Linked DNA regions of Homo sapiens: all the other regions are linked to region 2. A link is a contact called in ENCODE Hi-C or POLR2A ChIA-PET data. All regions are on one chromosome and are shown on one strand. The core of a region is the stretch at or near the end of the contact, and the rest is flanking DNA. Distances in the headings are between cores, read along the strand shown. Region 1 overlaps SREBF1 (sterol regulatory element binding transcription factor 1). Region 2 has its middle 14 kb from the start of SMCR2. Region 3 overlaps TOM1L2 (target of myb1 like 2 membrane trafficking protein). Region 4 overlaps TOM1L2 (target of myb1 like 2 membrane trafficking protein). Region 5 overlaps TOM1L2 (target of myb1 like 2 membrane trafficking protein).

Region 1 (2,700 bases), core at 37-2,536, 160 kb before region 2:
TGGACTCAGAGGTGGATGTCTTGTAGAATGCATGCCCCATGAAGACAGGAGTAAAAGTTTACCACCATCCACATCAAGCTACAGGACACTCCCAGCTCCCCAGAAAGTTGCTTAGTTCTAGGCAGGGATTTCCCTTATTCACAGCCGGGAGCAGTGCCTGGCATAGTGTGGGCACTCAGCACTCAGCACATGCTCACTGGATGAGTGAATGAATGTGAGCCTGCTGTTTGCTGTGGACTAAGGATGTTTCTAGATGTTTGGGCAAATACCGGATGGTGGGAAGAGCTCAGGCTCTGAAGTCTGCAGTCTTGGGCCCGACCCTGGGCTCAGCCCCAGCCTAGCTGTGGGGCAAGATTGTGAGCCTTGTGGTGCCCACCTTGTCCAGGTATTGTGATGCACTCGCAGCAGCAGGCATTGCTTTAGACAGCACAGGTGCTCGCAAAATGGCTGTATGTCCGGGAACACCAGCTCCTGTGGGTGGCTTTCTGTCCTGGTGGCATTGCCCACACATACAGCTGTGTGCCAACAAGGGTTGTGCAAATAAGGTTGTGTTTGGATGTGTGTGATGCCCTGTTTGGGGGTCAGTCTCTGCCTCACTCACGCACCCTCTTCTCCTTTTCACAGACATGCTTCAGCTTATCAACAACCAAGACAGTGACTTCCCTGGCCTATTTGACCCACCCTATGCTGGGAGTGGGGCAGGGGGCACAGACCCTGCCAGCCCCGATACCAGCTCCCCAGGCAGCTTGTCTCCACCTCCTGCCACATTGAGCTCCTCTCTTGAAGCCTTCCTGAGCGGGCCGCAGGCAGCGCCCTCACCCCTGTCCCCTCCCCAGCCTGCACCCACTCCATTGAAGATGTACCCGTCCATGCCCGCTTTCTCCCCTGGGCCTGGTATCAAGGAAGAGTCAGTGCCACTGAGCATCCTGCAGACCCCCACCCCACAGCCCCTGCCAGGGGCCCTCCTGCCACAGAGCTTCCCAGCCCCAGCCCCACCGCAGTTCAGCTCCACCCCTGTGTTAGGCTACCCCAGCCCTCCGGGAGGCTTCTCTACAGGTAAGGGGGATGTGTGGCGGGAGGGGACACCCGGGGTGGGGCTTCCAGGAGCACAGGAAGAAGCTTCTGCTGTGATGTGAGTAGAGGTCTGTGCAGGCTTTAGAAACTGGGGCTCCACTCGGCTGCTTGAGATGCCCTGTTACTAGCAGTCCTGGTGTGCTTGTTGCCGGGGTAGGCGCAACCTCGCACTGGAGGCCTGGCTTGAAGCCAGTGCATTTGCATCAGAGCCCAGGCAGGGACTGTCCATAGGAAGCCACATGGGGCAATGACTCATCCAAGGCCAGTCGGTGATAGAGACCTGAAGAGCAGGTTGAAAGTGGGAGAGGGAGGTCTGTGTCTGCAGCCCCATGCTTTATTTCTGCAGGAAGCCCTCCCGGGAACACCCAGCAGCCGCTGCCTGGCCTGCCACTGGCTTCCCCGCCAGGGGTCCCGCCCGTCTCCTTGCACACCCAGGTCCAGAGTGTGGTCCCCCAGCAGCTACTGACAGTCACAGCTGCCCCCACGGCAGCCCCTGTAACGACCACTGTGACCTCGCAGATCCAGCAGGTCCCGGTGAGGGGGTCTGGCCAGGGGTTGGGGAGGGGGCAGCCCCAGCCCAGACACACAGCTTACAGCCAAGCCTCTCCCACCCTCAGGTCCTGCTGCAGCCCCACTTCATCAAGGCAGACTCGCTGCTTCTGACAGCCATGAAGACAGACGGAGCCACTGTGAAGGCGGCAGGTCTCAGTCCCCTGGTCTCTGGCACCACTGTGCAGACAGGGCCTTTGCCGGTGGGTGACGTGGGCAGGGCATAAGGGAGTGGGGTCTACACACACACACACATGCCCACCTGGTAACATGTGCCTGGCCCTGCAGACCCTGGTGAGTGGCGGAACCATCTTGGCAACAGTCCCACTGGTCGTAGATGCGGAGAAGCTGCCTATCAACCGGCTCGCAGCTGGCAGCAAGGCCCCGGCCTCTGCCCAGAGCCGTGGAGAGAAGCGCACAGCCCACAACGCCATTGAGAAGCGCTACCGCTCCTCCATCAATGACAAAATCATTGAGCTCAAGGATCTGGTGGTGGGCACTGAGGCAAAGGTGTGGAGAGGCCTGCAGGGGCACAGACCGGGGTGTCCCTAGGAAGGAACAGATCAGGGGCAACTGGAAGGAAGAGAGGGAGTGAGACTGAGCCTGGACAAGCAGGGAATTGGAATTCAGCCTCCCCAGGCCTGGCCAGCCTCGTTTATTTAGTTAAACTGGTTTGCAGGCCTCTTCAATAAAGGTGGGGCTGTGCTAGGCATTGGGGATGCAGCAATGAACAAGACAGACAAAAATTGTCCCTCAAAGAAGAGCCGACCTTCTGGTGGGGGAGATGGACAGTAGGCAGGATGAATAAGTGCTCGAGACCACCACGTTTGGCTCGTTGCAGAGAAAGCAGGAAGAGGATGGTGAGGGTCCCCTGGTGGTAGCCAGGGAAGGCCTCCCTGAGATGGCGGCAGGCACAGCAGCAGCTAGCCAGACCCTGCTGTCTGCATCTTACATTCTAACCCTATGCCCGGCCTGGGAGGTGGGTGCTACTAGGCGAGGAACGGTTCAGGTAGAAGGAACAAGTGCAAAGGTCCTGAGGCAGTAATGTTGCAAAGCAGCTCCGCACCCCCTTGCTAG
Region 2 (2,700 bases), core at 87-2,586:
CCACCGCGCCCGGCCTTTAAAATTGTTATTATTATACTAGTCACTTTCTGGTGTTCAGGAGCGGTGTGTGGCCACCCTGTGGGACCTGGTATAGGAAGTTCTATTGGGCTGTACTGCCAGAAGCGTTCAACCACTGACATGAGTTCTGCCCCTCTGAGTGGGGTGACCTGCCCATTTACAGATGGGGATGCAAGGATCAAGCACAAAATGACTTACCCAAGGTCACTGGCAGCAGTTGGCACCTCCAAGCTCCATGGGCAGTGGCACCCCGGGCCACGGGGTAGAGTGGGTGCTTGCCAATGTTGGCTGCTGAGTGAACGTGCCAGTGCCGTCCTCTGCCTCCTTGGAGGAAAGCTGCCTGTGAAGAACAGTCCTGCCCTCGTTCAGAGGTACGGCCTCCTGATCTCAGCCTGGTAAGGCACTGTGTGGCTCTAGCCCTACCTCAGGTACCACACTTTGCCTCTTTGGGACCCTGTGTCCCCGTCCATGAGATGGAGATTGTGACCACTGCATAGGGCTGCCTGGGATTTCCATGAGTTAATGTCTGTGAAGTGCATAGTACAATCTAACTCAATCATACGACGTTTGAGAGATGATGGGATTTGGCACACAGGAATGAGCACTGCGCCTCCTCAGAGTGACTCCCAGAGGTCAAGTTGGGATTTACTTAGACTGAGACCCGCAACCTTATCATGCTTCTAGCATTCATCTGACAAACATCTATTAAGCTTGCTTTTGGGGGCCACGACCGATGTAAGCCTGCAGCTGTGAGGTCTACCCTAGGCTAGGGAAGGTTATTCTGAGAAGAAAGTGAACCCCAAGGAAGGGGAAATCCAGAAGAAGATTCCTGATGACATCTGACAGCTGGATCCAGCTGTTCCTGAAGCTTTTATATTCCTGTTTTGTTTGCCAATAATTTTTTTTGTCATTTACAACTCAAAGCCAGGCCGTCTGGTCCAACCCCTTGTCCCCTGATACTTGATGCTTCTCCATAGCAGCTATGACAGTCTCTGCTTGGATGCTGCTCATGATGGGGATCTCACTACCTACCAAGGGAGCTCTACAAGGGCAGAACCAACTCTGGTGCAAGTGAGAGCTGATAATCTATTGCTCTTGTCTGGAAATGGTGTGCACAGCTGGGAGCTCCCCTGGATTGGATTCAGGGCAGTGGAAAGAGGACCCTTCATGGTTCAGTAGACCTGAATTCAAATTTCAGGCCTGGTGGTGACTCACTGTGTGACCTGAGTGAGGCAAGGGACTTCCCCTACCTGAACCTCAGTTTCAACATCTGTAAAATGGTCTCCCTGGCCACACTGATTTGGTGAGGACACCACGAGGATTAAGCAAGAAAATGTGTGTGAAGCTCTGGGCGCACGCCAGTGTGTGGCACACAGGGGACACCTGAGGGCCACATCCCTCCTGTGGGTAATGCTAATGGACACTGCACACCCATCTGAGAGGGTCCACTCTGCGTCCATAAGAGGTTGGCACTGGGGAGTCCGCACTGGGCCAGGCTGCTCCTGCTCTGCGGAGCGTCTGCTGCAGCTGTGACTCACAGCCCGACCACACTCACAGCCCAAGACTCGGAGCCGTCTGTTGTTATGGCGACGCAAGCCCACTGGAGTCCTGGGCTGTCAGTCATCAAGGTCTGACGCTGGGGGTGTGTTTTGGCGTGTGGGTGTGGCCTGTGTGTTTGTGTAGGGGGATGGGCGTGTGAATGCTATTCCTGCGTGTTCAAGGCAGTGTGCTGGTGTTTGTGTGTGGACTTCCTGTGTGTGCAAGGCTGGGCATGTCTGCATTGAGGGCGTTTGTCTGTGTGTGGTGTTGAGCTGTGTGTGCGGTCTGGGTGTCTGTGGGCTGTGTGTGTGTGTAATGTGCCTTAGGAACGCTGGCCCTGAGGCAGGGTGGACAGGAGGGTGGCCCAGGGAGGGGTGTAGGCCTGGGTGTCTATCGCTCTGACCTGGTGGCCCTGGGTTGGTCACTGCACCTTTCTCAGCCTGTTTCCCCCTCAATAAGCACAGCAGGTTGCAAAGGGCACTCACACTCGCTATTTCATTTAATCCTCCTGTGATCCTGTACCAGCAGCTGCTCACTCAACTCATATTTAGAGTCCACTCTGTGTCAGGCCCTGGGGATACAGCCATGAACAGAGACTTCCTCCGCTGAGGGTCTCCAGTCTCCAGTCTGGTGGGAGATGGACAATACACAAACAAGCAAACAAAACCAGAGACTCCAGTGGGTGCTGGGAGAAGGAACAGCAGGAGGAGGGCACAGAGAGTGATGGGGTGGAAACTGAGGACAGGGTGGTCAGAGAGGTGACTTATGAGCAGAGGTTCTGAGGAAGGAGGCCAGAGTCATGGGAAGAGCATCGCAAGCATCGCAACAGTAAGTGCAGAGGCCCTGAGGCAGGTGGAGGTTCATGTATCTGTGGCCCAACGAGCAGGCCGCGCACTGCAGCGGTGTGGGTGGGATGGGCAAGGCCACTGCCATTTGCAGTTTGTGGATTCCAAGGCAAGTGCACTGGTGAAAACAGCCCATTGTTCATCCACTGATGAATGGAGAGGCAACATGCGGTATGTCCAGACAAGGAAATAGTATTTGTCAATAAAAAGGAACAAATGGCCAGGCGCGGTGGCTCATGCCTGTAATCCCAGCACTTTGGGAGGCCAAGGCGGGCAGATCACTGAGATCAGGAGTTTG
Region 3 (2,700 bases), core at 182-2,681, 260 kb before region 2:
GCTACTCAGGAGACTGAGGCAGGAGAATTGCTTGAACTCAGGAGGCAGAGGTTTCAGTGAGCCGAGATCGCACCACTGCACTCCAGCCTGGGCAACAGGGTGATACTCCGTCTCAAGAAAAAGAAAAAAAGCCGGGCGCAGTGGCTCACTCCTGTAATCCCAGAACTTTGGGAGGCCAAGGCGGGTGGATCACGAGGTCAGGAGTTCGAGACCAGCCTGGCCAACATTGTGAAACCCCGTCTCTACTAAAAATACACAAATTAGCTGGTGTGGTGACAGACACATGTAGTCCCAGCTGCTTGGGAGACTGAGGCTGGAGAATTGCTTGAACCCGGGAGCCGGCGGTTGTGGTGAGCTGAGATTGTACCACTGCACTCCAGCCTGGGCAACAGAGCGAGACTCCATCTCAAAAAAAAAAAAAAAAAAAAAAATATTGAACATTAGCGGAAACGGTGAGAAGAGCAAATGAGAACTCTGTTCTATCTTTGCAACTTTTCAGTAAATATAAAATTATTCCAAAATAAAAGATGTATTAATTAAAAAAAAAAAGAACGAGAGAATAAAGTGACCCAGCATCTAATTTAACTTGACACTTTCACCAGCACTCTCTTTTACACTTAAGACTTCACCTAAAAATCAGGAGGGTCTTTAGACTTCACCTAAAAATCAGGAGGGTGGGCTGCATCCAATACTCTGGACCGTCTATTGTGGAGGCCAGGGTCTTCTTTGCCTCTGTGACCCTCTACCTGAGGATGGATCAGGGTCCAAGGCCAGGCTTACCAGGAAGACCTGGGTCATGTGGTTGGCAGTATTGCTACCTCCTCTCTGCACACTGTGGGGCTAGTCACCCCACCAGGCTTCATTTTCTTCCTATTAGAGAGAGAGAACCTTCCTGGCGGCTGGGGCGTGGGATGGTAGGGTTAAATGAGGTAATGTCTGTCAAGAACCTGGCTCAAACCAAATAAACAGGTTTTCATTCTCTCTTCTGTTTCTCCATTTTTTTGGTGAAAAGAATGAGAGCCATTTCCTTGAAGACTTGAGACCAGTGGTTCAATGGTAGCTTTAAGGGCAAGAAACTGCCCATAGGGAACTTGCAACAACACCGTGGCCCCTCCTCCCCCATGCCCCACTTCCTGGGGTCCAGGAAATGTGGACTTATGGGGAATCTTTTTACTAGATGGTCTCTAAGACCTCTTGGAGTTTTAATGCTTGGATTCTTAAGGAAATTGTGGTGTGCCTGCTCCTTTACCCTACAGGTGGGGCAAGCCAAGTTTGGGGGCTTCCTTCTGGAAGCATGGAGGTCTTCCTGGCTCAGTAACCCAGAAATCCAGAAAGCTAGAGCTCCCAGGGTTTTGAATCTGATGGGTGTAGCTTGTGGATGGCTGTTTACCTGTAGGTGGCAGTGGTGACACGGGAATGGGAGAGGAGGGGGGTGCAAGGGGAGGGCACTGGCAGAGCTCCTTTCAGAAGAGCTGTAATAAAGTTAGAAGTAACAGCAAGGAAAGGTCCTCTGTATTAGAGGCTCTGTCAGGTGTTTTCTGTATTATTTAGTCTCCTCTAACAGCCACTGTGTGAGAGAGTGCTGTTATTGCAGCATTTTGCAGCAGTCCAAAAGGCTTGGAGAGGTCAAGTTATTGCCTGTAGTCACACAGTAATTGGCAGAACTAGAACTCACCAAAATCTGAGTTCACACTCCCTGTTCTAGACTCCATTATAATGCACATTTCTCCTGCTTCTAAGTCTGAAGGGAGAACCGGGGACAGCTGGGAACCGAGCTCTCATCTCACCAGACTGCCCAGTGCCTGTCACCTGGGGGCCTCAGAAGGGTTTATAATCATCATTTTACTTATAAAGGGCCCTCATCAGCATAAAGCCAGGCCTTCTTGACATGAAGATGTCCTGCCTCCAAGCAGCTTCCAGTTTAGGTTGGGGTTGGGGGCCAAGAAGATACTTAACGGCTCATTAAGCCGGTAAGATTTGAAAAAGTTCTCAGAACATTAGAATGGTCTTGAAGGCTCAGTCCTTGTGTGAACTGTACTATCAGGTGCTGGAGCCCATCAGAGGGCCTCTCTTGTGGGCGGCAGCAAAGAAGGTTCTGGAGAGGACGTTGGATGGGAGCTAGATATGGGCAGATAGGCTGGAGAGAAGGCTTTCCAGACAGAAGTCTGAGGTGACTTTCTCAGGGCTTGCAAAGACCTGCAGATCCTGTTATGGTTCCTGTTTTCACCCTCTTGCAATTTTTTATGGAATAAGGACTCAAATGGGTCTTCTCTTCAGCTTTGTTTGCTCTCATGGTGTATGACTGTGTTTTGTAAAAATATATATAGGCGCAACGATGCTGCCTTTCACCACTTCTATTCAACATGGTATTGGAAATTGTAGCCAGAGCAGTTAGGGAAGAAAAAGAAATAAAAGGCATCTCAATGGGAAAGGAAGGAGTAAAATTATCTCTGTTCCCTGATGACATGACTTTACATGTAGAAAACCTTGAAGATACCACAAAACAAAAAAAAAAAGAAAAACTGCTAGAGCGAATAACATAAATTTACCAAAGCTGCAGGATACAAAATCAACATTCAAAAATCAGTTGTGTTTCTGTTAATATACATTAACAATGAACAATCTGAAAAGAAAAGAAAACAATTCCATTTACACTAGCCTCTAAAAAAATAAAATACCTAGGAATTAACCAAGGCAGCA
Region 4 (2,700 bases), core at 64-2,563, 230 kb before region 2:
TATTGATGGACATTCAGTTTGTTCCCAGTCTTTTACATTTACAAACATGCTGCAGCCAGCAAATAGTCTTGCATATATACTAGTTCACATATCTGTAGGATCGTGTCCTCAAGTGGGATTGTAAGTATCTTTATATGTCTGTTCTTTTTTCCAGGCCAAAGGATGCCATTCGAGCCCTGAAGAAGCGGCTCAACGGGAACCGGAACTACAGAGAGGTGATGCTGGCATTAACAGTGAGTGCTATTCTCCTTGAGGAGAGAAGTCATCTGGGGAACTCCTTGCTCCTGGCCTTGCCCCCCTCACAGGGCCTTCCCTCTGCCCACTTAGCACAACCTCTGAATGGCTTGGTGCCTGGGCCACTGGAGTCCAGCAAAGCCTTCTGGTATTGCCTTTGGGTTTTCCTGTCCTCTGAAACAGGGAGTGGTGAGCTTCAATTTGGTAAATGTATACGAGCAGAAGATAAGGTGTGTGCAGTGCTGTCAGGTACAGAAGCCCAGAGCAGAGGAGCTAAAGGTTTTGGGTGGGTCCCTTTTCTGTCACCAGCCTGCTCTGAGACTGAGACCAACTCCTTCTCTAGATATCAGTTTCCTCTTTGTAAAAATGTTGGCCAGGCGCGGTGACTCACACCTGTAATCCCAGCACTTTGGGAGGCTGAAGCGGGAGGATCTCAAGGTCAGGAGTTCAAGACCAGCCTGGCCAACATAGTGAAACCCAGTCTCTACTAAAAATACAAAAATTAGCCAGGCATGGTGGCAGGTGCCTGTAGTCCCAGCTACTCAGGAGGCTGAGGCAGGAGAATTGCTTGAACCCGGGAGGTGGAGGTTGCCGTGAGCTGAGATCGCACCACTGCACTCCAGCTTGGGCAACAGAGTGAGACTTCGTCTCAAAAAAAAAAAAAAAAAAAAAGTTAACTTCCACCTATTGAGTACCTGCCCCTGCCTGGGACTGTGCTGAACTTTTTGGACATTAATGAATATGTTTACAACCACCCTCCAAAAGAGATTTTACTATCCTCCCCCGTACAGATGATGAAACTGAGGCTCAGAGAGGTCTGGAGGTTTACCCAGCCTTCACAGCTAGTGAGGTGTACTGAGCTGTGGATTGCCATCATAAAGTGGTCTTTTGCATGGGGTAAAAACTGAAAATAGCTACAAAGACTCTTGAAAAAGTCAGCCAAGTGATTTTTTTCAGGAAGGAACAGACCAGATTTTTGCCCTTACCAAAGCTGTCAGAGAATTTAAAAAGACGACTTCAGGTGTTATTTCTGTCTTGAGAACTAACAGTTTTTCAGATGTGGCAAAATCTGGGCCACAGTGAGTTCTTAAAATAGAAACTGTAACAGGTCACCAGGTCAACTTCTCTGGGGCTTTGAAATAGTAGGTTATTTATCCAAAACAACCATGTTTCCTTTTAAAGCAGAGAACCTGTTTGGATTTTTTGCCCAAGCGAAACCCCAAAACTTATTAAGAGAGTTCTGCCAGGGAATTGGGATTTGAATAATAAAGGAGAAAAGACTGGTTGAGAAATAGGGAGTTGAAGCTTTTATTTTATTTTTTCTCAGAATTTGAGCCACAGCATTCACTAAACCAGGAGTGATGCCCAAAACGAGTGGCTTTCAATAACTCATATCACGAGGGAATGAGCTCTAATATATCAGGGAATTTTACTGCTATCTAAAACATCTCCATTTACACACCCAACTTCATGGTAATCGTGTTGGATGGAAATCTTTCTAAAGTGAACTCTGCGTTTACTTGCCTTCCTCTAGCAGGGCATGATGGACACTGTTTGACCTTTCCTTGGGTTAGGTCTTCACTACAAACCCAGCCATGCCTTTGGGAGGCCTGTGAAATGCGCAGGGCTGCCGTCCCTACACTGAGGCCCCATCCTAGCGCGCTTTGCATGGTCTCACGTCTGCTGATAGGGCTTCACTTACTCTCTTAGTCACTTTCAGTCCTCCTGTTTCCTGTGGCCCTCTCCGGACTTCATATCTGTACCCACCAAAATTGTTAATATTTACCCAAAATAAGTTAGTAAGAAGCCCTGAGGGGCTCTCTGCTTGTGTCTTCATTTGTGGACTTAAACATCACTTCTGATTGCTTAGAGGCCCCGTTTACTTTCTCCATGGCTTTTGGCTTCATTCTGGAAAATTACCACTGTATGTTTCATGCCTTTCAACCTATAGGGACAAAACTGCCAGGGTCCTGTTTGGCAGGGTGGCCTAAAGCGGCTCTTGCCAGCCCAGGGAGGACCTCCTAGATCTCCTGCTCAGATAGGCTTTGGGGCTGCTCTGTGGCACATGCATCTCTGTCCAGGGCACTTCCAAGACCAGGCTGGGACACACTGACCTTGAGGACTGCTGTGCAGGAGAAACTAAGCATGTATTCCCTAATGGCGGGCAGTGGTTCCTGCCACTGTTGCTCTGAGAGTGGAGTGGAGCCCCAGGCTGCTCTACTCCTCAGACCTATGCCTGTTTTTCCAATTCTCTTCCCCACTCATAATTGCAGCCTCACCTTTCCCACCTGCTTCTCACAAAATAAAGCATACTTCTTGCCATCTGCCTTGACCCCAACACCCCACTGCCTGAGTTGGGAGGAAGGTTTTAGAGAATCCTAGAGAGAAGGGTGCCTGTAAGGCCCTTGAGAACAGAAAGAACCCCTCTGGTTCATTTCAGTGCCCCCATGGATCACTACAAGAGAG
Region 5 (2,700 bases), core at 171-2,670, 200 kb before region 2:
GCTTGTGCTGCTTCTTCATCTCCAGGGTAACCTATGAGGATCCTCAGGCTGTCGGAGGACTTGCTTCTGCACTAGACAATCGAAAACAGAGTTCAGAAGGGGTAGGTCTTTAACCCTGTTTTTCTGCCTGGAGTCTTCTGGAGGGAAAGTCAGGTGGTTTGGCAAAGCTGGCTGGGTAATTCAGCAGAAACTGGCTTGCACAGGGGGCAGGGACACCCTGGGGGAGAGACCCACGGGGGACACCCCGTGGAACCCAGGTAGTGCCTCATTGAGTCTTCACCTCACCCCGTGAGATGAGGCCACACATGAGCTTCCCAATCCACCCAAGAGAAAACAGTCCCAGGCAGGTGGGAGACAGGCTGAGACACCCAGAGAGCAGACAGCAAGCTGGGGTTCCAATCCTAGGATTAGTGTCCATTTCCAGAACCCCTGCTGTTCCTACCACAGTGGCCCCAAGTTCTCCAGGCACAAGTCTCCTATGGTCACCTGTTACAGTGCCACAGGGTGGTCAGTGCTCTGATAAAACCATGGCCTGCACCAGGAAGGACAATGCTGACCCGAGCCACATCTCTGATGGCCATTTGTCACTGGCCTAGCAGAGCAGTACCAACCCCATTAGAAGGCACTCGAGAGCCAGGGTTTGTTTACAGAGCTGGTGCAGTTGGGTGGTGGCTGGGAGGGTGTCCTGTGGCGGTGAGGGGGTGCGGCACAGTGAAGTGGAGGGAATGGTATGTGTTTGGGCCTCCCCAAACATAACCATGCTTTCTGTACAATTTCGGATTACTGAAGGGGAAAGAATGTGTGTCTTAATGCTTCTCATGAGATTTTTGTTTTTGCCTAACAAAGAAATGTGTATGAATGCACGTCTGTTTGCAGGGGCAGGGAGGAGGAGGGTCCTTGGAATAGCTGCCGACAACAGCTGGAACTCCTGTCTGGGTCCCCCAGCTGGGCTAGAGAGGGCAGTGATCATCTGTCCACTGGACAGGAAGGTTTGCAAAGGGCTGTTTGCTTACTGGGTCCCAATTTTTAGCCTTCTGAAGCCCCTGTCCAATGGGCCCAGGCAGGCAGCAGTGCTGGTTTCCACGGGATGCTCCTTCTTGGGGGAAGGGACTCACTCCCTCATCCATGCTGGTCTTCACCTGGTGGATCTGAGGGCATGCATCCCTCTGCACTGGTCACCAGAGGGCGCAGAAGAGCCAGCTGGCTGCCTTGGGTCCTCAGTGCCGTGCCTTTCCACAGGAGTGGGCAGTGCCACCTGAACCCCTGAGACTGGGACACTCAAAATCAATGCAGTGCTCATGGCTCTGATTCTCCCATTACTTAGAATGTCCTCCCACCTGCCCCAGCGTGGGCATTAGAGAGCCCAGCCAGGGGCCTACCAGGATACTGCCTGGTGAGGACATCCCCTCCTCGTGGCCAACCCTGGCCTGCACTGGGAGCAGCCCTGTTGTGCCCCTATGAGGCTGACCTCATTTGTCCCTCACTCTGGGTCCAGGACCTGCCTTGTCCATGCCAGGGTGTGTCCTGCTGCACCCCTGCCATTATCAGCGCCCAGGCCTGGGTCTGAGCCCAGGAGATGTGAGTGACTTCCCGCCCTTCACCCTTTGTGTGTGTGGCTTGGACTAGCTCCCTGTTTTCAAAGGTCCTGATGACTCCAGCAGGTTTTCCACCCAGCAGTAGGCAGATTGCTTTTTTTGAGATGGAGTCTCGCTCTGGCGCCCAGGTTGGGGTGCAGTGGCGCGATCTTGGCTCACTGCAGCTTTCCTCTCCCAGGTTCAAGCGATTGTCCTGCCTCAGCCTCCTGAGTAGCTGGTATTACAGGTGCCCACCACCACAGCCGGCTAATTTTTGTGTTTTTACTAGAGACAGGGTTTCACTATATTGGCCAGGTCGGTCTCGAACTCCTGACCTCAGGCACTCTGCCCGTCTTGGCCTCCCAAAGTGCCGGGATTACAGATGTGAGCCACCATGCCCGGCCATCAGATTGCTTTTCATGTTTGCTGCTCCATGGGGCAATGCCATGGCCACAGCCTTAGCGATACAGGGCAGCAGAGCATGTGGGCTGTGTGTGTCTGTGTGTGTCTACACATATTCTTGCCCACCTGCAGCATTTCAGGTTACCTTGTCCCATCCCAAGCCATGCTGACCTCGAAATGAAAACGAGGCCAAGGGAGAAATTAAGAACACAATAAAAAAGGGGAAGGCTGGGCACAGTGGCTCATGCCTGTAATCTCAGCACTTTGGGAGGCCGAGGCGGGCGGATCACGTGAGGTCGGAAGTTCGAGACCAGCCTGACCAACATGGAGAAACCCCATCTCTACTAAAAATACAAAATTAGCTGGGCATGGTGGCACATGCCTGTAATCCCAGCTACTCAGGAGGCTGGGGTAGGAGAATCGCTTGAACCCAAAGGCGGACGTTGCAGTGAGCCGACATCATGCCATTGCACTCGGGCCTGGGCAAGAAGAGTGAAACTCCGTCTCAAAAATAAATAAAATAAAATGAATGGGAGAAAATCGTGTAGCCGCACCTCTACAAATCAAATCCAACCAAGTCAGTCAAGAAAAGGTCATCCCAGGGCTGGGCGCAGTGGCTCACGCCTGTAATCCCAGCACTTTGGGAGGCCGAGGTGGGAGTTCAAGAACAGCCTGGCCAAGATGGTGAAACCCTGTCTCTAATAAAAATGCAAAAATTAGGGCC

What was found. A loop is a pair of places that touch in the nucleus more often than their neighbours do. ChIA-PET counts read pairs that join two places held with the same protein, here RNA polymerase II (POLR2A). Pooled maps may share reads with other maps.
Region 1: a map with no recorded cell type shows a loop between it and region 2 (5-fold over the local background). The contact joins two enhancer-like sites. A Hi-C loop is called at or near these places in 2 of 168 maps with a recorded cell type or tissue (endometrial microvascular endothelial cells and endothelial cell of hepatic sinusoid), 1 of 37 single-sample maps with no recorded cell type and 8 of 50 pooled maps. POLR2A ChIA-PET finds 5 or more read pairs at or near these places in 3 of 52 experiments (HEK293, Panc1 and RWPE1).
Region 3: a loop to region 2 is called in a pooled map, with 3 times the contacts of the local background. The contact joins two enhancer-like sites. A Hi-C loop is called at or near these places in 6 of 168 maps with a recorded cell type or tissue (GM11168, K562, body of pancreas and 2 more), 2 of 37 single-sample maps with no recorded cell type and 6 of 50 pooled maps. POLR2A ChIA-PET finds 5 or more read pairs at or near these places in 4 of 52 experiments (B cell, CD4-positive, alpha-beta memory T cell, HEK293T and 1 more).
Region 4: a pooled map shows a loop between it and region 2 (3-fold over the local background). The contact joins two enhancer-like sites. A Hi-C loop is called at or near these places in 1 of 168 maps with a recorded cell type or tissue (endothelial cell of hepatic sinusoid) and 2 of 50 pooled maps. POLR2A ChIA-PET finds 5 or more read pairs at or near these places in 2 of 52 experiments (BJ and PC-9).
Region 5: a pooled map shows a loop between it and region 2 (2.3-fold over the local background). The contact joins two enhancer-like sites. A Hi-C loop is called at or near these places in 21 of 168 maps with a recorded cell type or tissue (CD14-positive monocyte, GM12878, GM13977 and 15 more) and 4 of 50 pooled maps. POLR2A ChIA-PET finds 5 or more read pairs at or near these places in 7 of 52 experiments (H1, OCI-LY7, RWPE1 and 4 more).

What each region holds. Positions count from the first base shown.
Region 1 is chr17:17,818,446-17,821,145 of GRCh38, reverse strand. SREBF1 (sterol regulatory element binding transcription factor 1) reads left to right here. Exons shown (of 19, transcript NM_004176.5): 2 at 625-1,056; 3 at 1,421-1,608; 4 at 1,692-1,826; 5 at 1,912-2,133. Among named protein-coding and RNA genes, the nearest start is that of MIR33B, 5.9 kb to the right of the region's middle. RefSeq lists enhancers at 1,344-1,393, 1,671-2,391. Within about 2 kb of position 1,286, at least 11 of the 41 ENCODE cell types and tissues checked have a DNase peak (open chromatin) inside an H3K27ac peak, as active enhancers do.
Region 2 is chr17:17,662,412-17,665,111 of GRCh38, reverse strand. No RefSeq gene overlaps it. Among named protein-coding and RNA genes, the nearest start is that of SMCR2, 14 kb to the left of the region's middle. RefSeq lists enhancers at 1,290-1,429, 1,920-2,009. Within about 2 kb of position 1,336, at least 4 of the 41 ENCODE cell types and tissues checked have a DNase peak (open chromatin) inside an H3K27ac peak, as active enhancers do.
Region 3 is chr17:17,918,067-17,920,766 of GRCh38, reverse strand. The region is part of intron 1 of TOM1L2 (target of myb1 like 2 membrane trafficking protein); the gene reads left to right. Among named protein-coding and RNA genes, the nearest start is that of TOM1L2, 53 kb to the left of the region's middle. RefSeq lists an enhancer at 1-426. Within about 2 kb of position 1,431, at least 10 of the 41 ENCODE cell types and tissues checked have a DNase peak (open chromatin) inside an H3K27ac peak, as active enhancers do.
Region 4 is chr17:17,896,129-17,898,828 of GRCh38, reverse strand. It overlaps TOM1L2 (target of myb1 like 2 membrane trafficking protein), which reads left to right. Exons shown (of 15, transcript NM_001082968.2): 3 at 155-233. Among named protein-coding and RNA genes, the nearest start is that of SREBF1, 60 kb to the right of the region's middle. RefSeq lists an enhancer at 1,026-1,075. Within about 2 kb of position 1,313, at least 2 of the 41 ENCODE cell types and tissues checked have a DNase peak (open chromatin) inside an H3K27ac peak, as active enhancers do.
Region 5 is chr17:17,858,877-17,861,576 of GRCh38, reverse strand. It overlaps TOM1L2 (target of myb1 like 2 membrane trafficking protein), which reads left to right. Exons shown (of 15, transcript NM_001082968.2): 12 at 26-101. Among named protein-coding and RNA genes, the nearest start is that of SREBF1, 23 kb to the right of the region's middle. RefSeq lists enhancers at 1,429-1,478, 2,252-2,700. Within about 2 kb of position 1,420, at least 10 of the 41 ENCODE cell types and tissues checked have a DNase peak (open chromatin) inside an H3K27ac peak, as active enhancers do.